Regions from separate parts of the Homo sapiens genome. Here region 1 is linked to region 2. Evidence: chromatin contacts called from ENCODE Hi-C or POLR2A ChIA-PET data. All regions are on one chromosome and are shown on one strand. The core of a region is the stretch at or near the end of the contact, and the rest is flanking DNA. Distances in the headings are between cores, read along the strand shown.

Region 1 (3,299 bases), core at 514-3,013, 51 kb before region 2:
TGTGTGTGGGTCTATGTGTGTGTGTGTCCATCTTTCTGTGTGTGATGTGTCTGCATGTGTCTGTGTATGTGTTTATACTGTGTGGTGTGTGGCAGGTCTGTCTGTGGAGTGGGAGTGTGTGTTTGTGTGTGTGTGTGTTTGTACTGTGGTGCGTGTGTGAGAGTGTCTGTATACCTATGTTACACACAGTAAAACTATGTGTCTGTATCGCGTGTGGCAGGTCTGTCTCTGTGTTTGTACTGTGTGTGTGTGCATGCTTGCATATGCATCTGTCTACATATGTCTGTACGGTGTATGGCAGGTTTGTCTGTCAGGTGGGAGTGTGGGTGTCTGGACGGGAGGCTGTGGTGCGGGTGTGGGGTGTGGGTTTCTCTGTCGGGCGTGTGAGTGTGAGTGCAGCGTGTGTTGTGTGTGTGAGGGGGTGGTGTGGTGAGGCGGCAGAGAGGCTGGCAGGCAGGCGGTCAAGGTGCTCCCCCCGCACTTCCCTGTGTGCAGTGGCTGGGCTGACAGCCGGGCGGAGAAGAAAACTAGACGTCAGGGAAATCAGTCAGAGACAAATCGATTCCCTTTAGAGGTGAGAAAAAGCAGATGCCACGGCTGCTGGTGGCCTGTTAGGCTCTGAGCCACATCCCTCGCAGCCCTCCCCCACTCCTGTGCCGCCAACACCGCCCCCCCAACCCTGTGCCTTTGTGCTGGGCCTGCTGCCTGGCAGCCGCACCAGCCCTTCCTGCAGCAGGACCCCGCCTGCACAGAGCCCACGCTGGGCATGTGTGTGTCAGTGTGTGCCTGTGGGTGTGTGCATGCCTGTTTGTGACTGGGGGAGTACAGACGTCATTGTGGGCCTCAGCTGACGGCCCCACCTTGCAGACTTCAGAGACTTCAGTTGGTCCCCCACTTGCTAAGGACAACGAGGGAGCTGGACCAGGGATGGGTGTAAGAGGAGCTGTCCTTGGGCATCACTGGTACCCCAGCCTTCTCCCTGCATGAACATCAGGCCTCAGCAGCATCGCTCCTTCCTGTAGCCTAGTGAGGAAAGCCTATTCCCAGATCCAGCTCTCTGCCGAGCTGGCCCAGATCAGCTGCTGGAGCCTCAGACTCTAGTAGGGGGCAAAGACCAGCCTTGTGGCCTCATCCCTACAGTGGAGCATGGGGCGTCTCTGGACCTGGGAGCCTGACCCAGCTGCCGGCAGAGCTGCTCCTGCAGGATGGGGCCCTGACCCCTTCCTGGGCCTTGCTGACACCTCTGCTGTCAGGTCACTCCCCTTCTCCAGGTCCCCTCCCCCACCACTCCCTTTCCCACTTGGTGGCAACAGCCAAAATCTATCAGGAAACAAGGGCTAAGCCTGCTGTTGCACAGAAGCTCTGTTTTCAGAGTTATCCCAGGCCCTCCTAGCCTGTATCTGTTGTCACTCACTCCGCATAGTTACTGAGCACTTGTTCTGGGCCAGGCTCTGAATTCAGCAGTGAGCCCCCCAGGCCTGCCTTCAGGGAGCCTCGCATCTAGCTGGGGAGATACATCATGCTTCCAGCTGGGACTGAGAAGTACAGGGTGGGAAGAGAGGGTATAAAGGGTCCCCACACCAGACCTGGCCTCATCCTTGCCCAGACTGCTGGGCTCCAACCTCTTCTTCTGCAGGCTCCCAGCGCTCACTCAGGCTGCTGCTTCTATAGGCAGGGCCTCCCCACCTTTCTGCTTGCCCACCTAGCTCCTGCCCAGGGGGCTCTCTTGGAGCTCTGAGCGCGGCTGCCACCTCTTCTCCACACTCTACCCTGTCTGGGACGGGAGGCTCTGCAAGGCCAGTGGCCCCATCTTTCTTCCTTTGCAGGCCAGCCAGGCTTTTTCTGGCATGGATGCCCCACTGTTTGAGTGTGAAGTGTTTGAAGCTGGAGCTGCTCAGTTATCAGACAGTAGAAGAGGTGGCTATTTCAGGGGCTTGGATTCTGTGATGTCCATACCCCACGAATGCCCCTCTCTGACCCCCCCCCCCTCTGTCTACCCTTGAGACCCTGCTCTCAGCTACCTACTGTCAGGCATACTTGACATATCTCAGCTCACTCTGGAATCAGGAACTTGCATTGACAGACCTGTATTTCCATCCCTGGCTCTCCTACTGCTGGCTGTGTGTCCTGAGACAGGCACTATACCTCTCTGGGCCTTGTTTCCTCTCTGGCTAAAGGGATGAAGATTCAGGCCCTGCTCTCCACTGAAGAACTCAGGACAGGTGGTGGGTACAAGAGAGCTGCTGGGAGTAACAGACGTTTTGGTGACTGGTGTTCATGGGGAAGACTCCTGGAACCCTTTCCAACCCCCACCCCTGGCCTGGATTCCCTGTGTCTAGCCAGATGGGAGAGGCCAAGGATCGATCTACAAACATTGATTGAACCAATTCTGGACCAAACCCTGTTGTGGAGACAGCACTTGGCACAGAGCCCATGGGATGTGTTGAAAGAAATGACTTCTGAGAAGAGGAGTGGACGGTTGTGTGGATGTGGGGTTGCTGGATGGCCCCTCCCCCCAGGGAGCTTACACTCTCACTGGGACCGGTTGGACAGGACAGGAGAGTGGGCTCTGGTTCCAGTTCTGCTTCTGACCTGCTCCTGGCCTTGCTGTTCATCCCTCAGTAAAACTGAGAGCTTAAGCTCTGTGACCTTGGAGACCATTTCCTGCTGTGATATTAATACCACCGCTAATAATGACAGTAGCAGTCGAGGGAGGAGCAAGCATGCTAATATTAGCCACACCTGTTGAGGGCCCGGCACACGCCAGGCCCTTACATATGTGATGATGTCAGTCCTCGTGATGAGCTGCACTCAGCATCTCCACGTTGACTGCGAGGGACCGCTGGATCCCAGAGCCAGGACAGAACTCAAGGCTATTTTGGTTGGGAAGAAAAGAGGTGTTCAGCTGACCTCAAGTACGGGAGGGTTGAGTGAAACGAGCATCATTGTGGGAACCTGGGTGAATCAAAGCAGTGGGTTGCAGACAGAGCTGGGACTGCAGTGTGGAGCTCCAGGGAGCCAGAGGCACCCTGTGCATCTGCCACAAGTCCCTGAAGCTGCAGTCCTGGCATCATCCCCAGGTACCTCCGTCTCCGCTGCTTCTCTGCTTCTTCCTGTTGCACGCCGTCTCCTGCATTCATTTCTTCCTGTGTATCTGGCCTGGACCTCAGCCCCTGCTCCTTATAGACGTGGCTGCTCTGCGGCCCTAACTCCTCCCTGGCTTCCCTCCAGGCCTCCTTACAGGCCCTCTCCCTCGGCTGCCTGCCCAGTTCACCGTGCATAGCCCTGTTGCTCCCCTC
Region 2 (3,375 bases), core at 392-2,891:
TGACCTGGAGCCTGGTGGGACCGACCCTCGCCTCTTCCCGGCTGACACTTTGCTCTCTGTGGTTCTGGACTTGCAGAGCCAGGCTGGGGAGGAAGGAGCTGTGTGACTCCCACCGGGCCTGCTCCTTTGCGGCAGGCATGTGACATATTGTGGCGTGATGTGTTTTCCCCTCATGGTGCAAGACGTGACTCAGAGGGGCATGCTGGGGAAATGAGTTTCTTGGATTTGCCCACCTCATCGCCCCTGCATTCTTTTGAATTTCTCTGAATCAGACTTTATATCTGGCTCTGCCATTCACCAGCCTTATTTATGCAGAAAACAGCCCCACATTTCCAACTTGCTCCACAGCAGTAAAGATTCATCTTTGGCCCGGGGAGGGTAGCAAAAGAGAGGAGGGAAGGGGAAAAAAAGGAAAAAGAAAGAAAAAGGAAGGAAGAAAGAAAGAGCCAGCAACAATCAAAACAACCTTTTTCTCCCTGTGTAATCTGGGCGGCTTCCAGGAGGATAATGTCTTTCCACCGTGGATCGCCCCCTCCCTCCCAGGCTGTTTTCACAGGAAGTAAACCCTGGAGCATTTTCAATGTGCCCCTCCAGGCAGAACAATGAGGCCCTTGAAGCCTCGGAACCCGCGCTTCCTCCAGTTATCCGGAGCCGCGCCGCTGAGGGGAGCCATCTCTGGGGAGGGGGCAGGGGGGAGGGGCGAGTCTGCAGGGCGTTGCGGAGCCGCACGAGGGAAGCCCATTAGTCAAATAATAGGTTTGGATCCGACTGTTTTGCCAAGGTACCCGGCATTTACCCGCTCCCCGATTGGGGGCGGGGAGCTGGGAGGAGGCAGCGAGGATCCAATTACGGCTGCTACTGCCCGGTCGCCGGGAGGTGGCGGCGGGCGGGCCGGGCCGGGCTGGGCCGGGCGGGGCCGGGAGGAGCGGGGATCGGGGATCGGGGATCGGGGATCGGGAGCGCAAGCCTCGGGCCGGCCGGCCTGGAAACACCGCGCCCCGGCCCCAGCCCCGGCCCTGCGCCCCGCGCGGGCTCCTCCCTCCCCACCGGCTCAGCTGCCTCATTGTTTATTGTGGAGCCTGCCTCTCCCCTGCCCGCCCGCCCTCCCGCTCCTTTCTCCCCTCCTCCCGAAAGAAAGAAGAGCCAGTGTGTGGAGAGAATGAGTCATGAATAAACAAACAGCGTGGGGGGAGCTGTCACTCTCAGCTCACTTCCTGGCCGCGCTCCGCTCCGCGACCTCCTGGCGGGGCGCAGAAGCCAGGCTGGCCGAGGTGGGCGGCGGCTGCTGGGGCTGCTGGGGCGCGCGGCCCAGCTCAGTCGGGCCCCTCCGCGGGGCGGGACTGGGCTGGGCTAGGGTGCTCAGGACCCCAGTTCCCAGGCCTGTCTTTGACCACAGCCCTCACAAGCCTCAGGGCCCTTAGAGTAAGCGAGCGTGACATGATGTCCCCAGACTTGTATGGCCGTGTGAGCCGAGGGCTGTGGGCCGGACCCTTGGGTTGGACAGAAGCCATCTGTCACAGACAGGCAGTGCATGCGGGACCTGCGGCGGGCTTGCGGCGCCTGTGTGGGCTCATCCTCTGGGAATGCCAGTGTGTGTCTGCTGAGTTGTGTAGGCGTGGCTTTTTCCGCGTGACACAGGGACACTGCGAGGATGTGTATATATGGCATGTGTGTCTTCTGCATATGGTGTTTGTCTGGAGTGGGGGTTACACGTGTGCTAGTGACCCGTGTGTGTGTGTCTGTTTGTGTTGTGTGGCCAATTTTCCTGACTCTGAATTTGCGTCTGCCACTTTAAGTTTTGAGATTCTTACTTTGTACTTGGCTTTTCTCTATTTAGTCCTTTTTCTTCTCTCTTGTGTGATCCTGTGGGTCATTTGGGGCCACCTCTCCCCTTTAGTGAGGCCCCAGGGCCCCAGCAGACCTCCAGGGCCCGGCCTGGCTGGCCTCAGCGTCCAGCCAGCTGTGGCCACACGCAGGCTGACAGTGCTGACTCATGCCTGGCCAGAGCTGAGTGTGACCAGCGCGCCCAGGCTGGGTGAGCCCCCACCGTGGGGAGGGCAAGGGCCCAGGCCAGCCCAGACCTTCTGGGGACTTGTGACCGCATGACATTAGAGGCAGGGGCAGGAGTAAGTCATTTCTTCTGGCTTCCCTGGCAACCACACAGCCTCACAGGGGTCCACCCCAGGGCCAGTGCTGACGGCTGGGCCTTCGGAAAGGCTAGTGTGACCAAGGCAAGGCTGTGACTCAAGCTACAGCTCAGGCCCCTGCTGCTTGGCTGGGTCTAGAACCTTCCCAGCTCTGGCCCTGCTCCCTCTCTATGGGCTGGCCCAGCTGCCAAAGCTTCCCAGTTCCAGGTTGGAGATTTGCATGCAGGGACAGACCCCCCTGAGGCTGAAGCAGGGCACACATTTGCTCCTTCCCCAGGATTGCTCACTCCTGCAGCCCCCCCAGCCAGGGCTTGCTTGCTGGACTTGGTCCCCTGGCACTGGAATCGTAGCCTTGGTTGTGACCCTGATCAGGGAGGCAGGCTCCAGGGCCACAGCAGGCCAACCCTGGCCACTTCCCAGTCTTTCCCATCCTTCGGGGGGGCAGGTAGTTGGGAAGATTAGGATCTACATAGGCTGGGAGGCAGGTGCATGTGGGGTCACAGCCTGGCTCCTTCATCTGCTAGCTTTATGACCTGGGGAAAGTCACATAACCTCTTTGAACCCCTTTTTCCTCTACTTTAAAATGTGCATAGTGACCCTTACTCCATGGAGAGGTTGCAAAAGTTAAAGAGAGAATGCCTATGAGCCCTGAGTATATGTCATGGAATGTACTTGTCATGGAATAGGGGCTCAGGAAAGGACAGTGTACTCTCTGTCTACCCCCAGCCCTGCCTTGAACCCTGATCTCAAGGCCCAGAATTTTGCCTGTCCAAGCCTGTTGGTCCATGACCCAGGGAAGTGCTGGATCCTGTGGACCTTGGCTGGGATTTGAAAACTCAGAAGCAGTCCTACACGGTACATAGGGGTCTCTGAGTCCCAGGGAAGCATGGGGTCTGGGCTGTCCATTAGAGGTAAGCTGGTCTAGGAAGGACAGCTGTGACAGCATCTTTCTGGATCTTTCCTTGTGGGGAGAAGCCTCCACCCCTCAGGTCATACTCTGGCTGTACCTGGGCTGGTCTCCATTTGAGGACAATTTTTTTTTTTTGAGACAGAGTCTTGATGGAGTGCAGGGATGCAATCTCAGTTCACTGCAACCTTGACCTCCTGGGCTCAAGAGAACCTCCCACCTCAGCCTCCCAAGCAACTGGGACTATAGGCATGTGCCACAATGCCCAGCTAATTTTTCTTTTTTTTTTTTTTGTGGAGATGGGGTCTCACTATGTTGCCC

What was found. Hi-C counts contacts between places; a loop is a spot of excess contacts on that map. ChIA-PET counts read pairs that join two places held with the same protein, here RNA polymerase II (POLR2A). Pooled maps may share reads with other maps.
Region 1: a loop to region 2 is called in a map of gastrocnemius medialis, with 5 times the contacts of the local background. The contact joins two enhancer-like sites. A Hi-C loop is called at or near these places in 9 of 168 maps with a recorded cell type or tissue (CD8-positive, alpha-beta T cell, K562, endothelial cell of hepatic sinusoid and 5 more), 1 of 37 single-sample maps with no recorded cell type and 13 of 50 pooled maps. POLR2A ChIA-PET finds 5 or more read pairs at or near these places in 8 of 52 experiments (A673, AG04449, CD8-positive, alpha-beta memory T cell and 5 more).

What each region holds. Positions count from the first base shown.
Region 1 is chr10:79,022,800-79,026,098 of GRCh38, reverse strand. All of the region lies in intron 5 of ZMIZ1-AS1 (ZMIZ1 antisense RNA 1), which reads left to right. Among named protein-coding and RNA genes, the nearest start is that of ZMIZ1-AS1, 43 kb to the left of the region's middle. RefSeq lists an enhancer at 2,369-2,718 and a cis regulatory region at 2,408-2,908. Within about 2 kb of position 1,763, at least 6 of the 41 ENCODE cell types and tissues checked have a DNase peak (open chromatin) inside an H3K27ac peak, as active enhancers do; they include gastrocnemius medialis, where a contact is called at or near this core.
Region 2 is chr10:78,971,502-78,974,876 of GRCh38, reverse strand. All of the region lies in intron 5 of ZMIZ1-AS1 (ZMIZ1 antisense RNA 1), which reads left to right. Among named protein-coding and RNA genes, the nearest start is that of ZMIZ1-AS1, 94 kb to the left of the region's middle. RefSeq lists enhancers at 182-231, 1,786-2,717 and silencers at 613-1,102, 1,273-1,342, 1,383-1,502. Within about 2 kb of position 1,641, at least 38 of the 41 ENCODE cell types and tissues checked have a DNase peak (open chromatin) inside an H3K27ac peak, as active enhancers do; they include gastrocnemius medialis, where a contact is called at or near this core.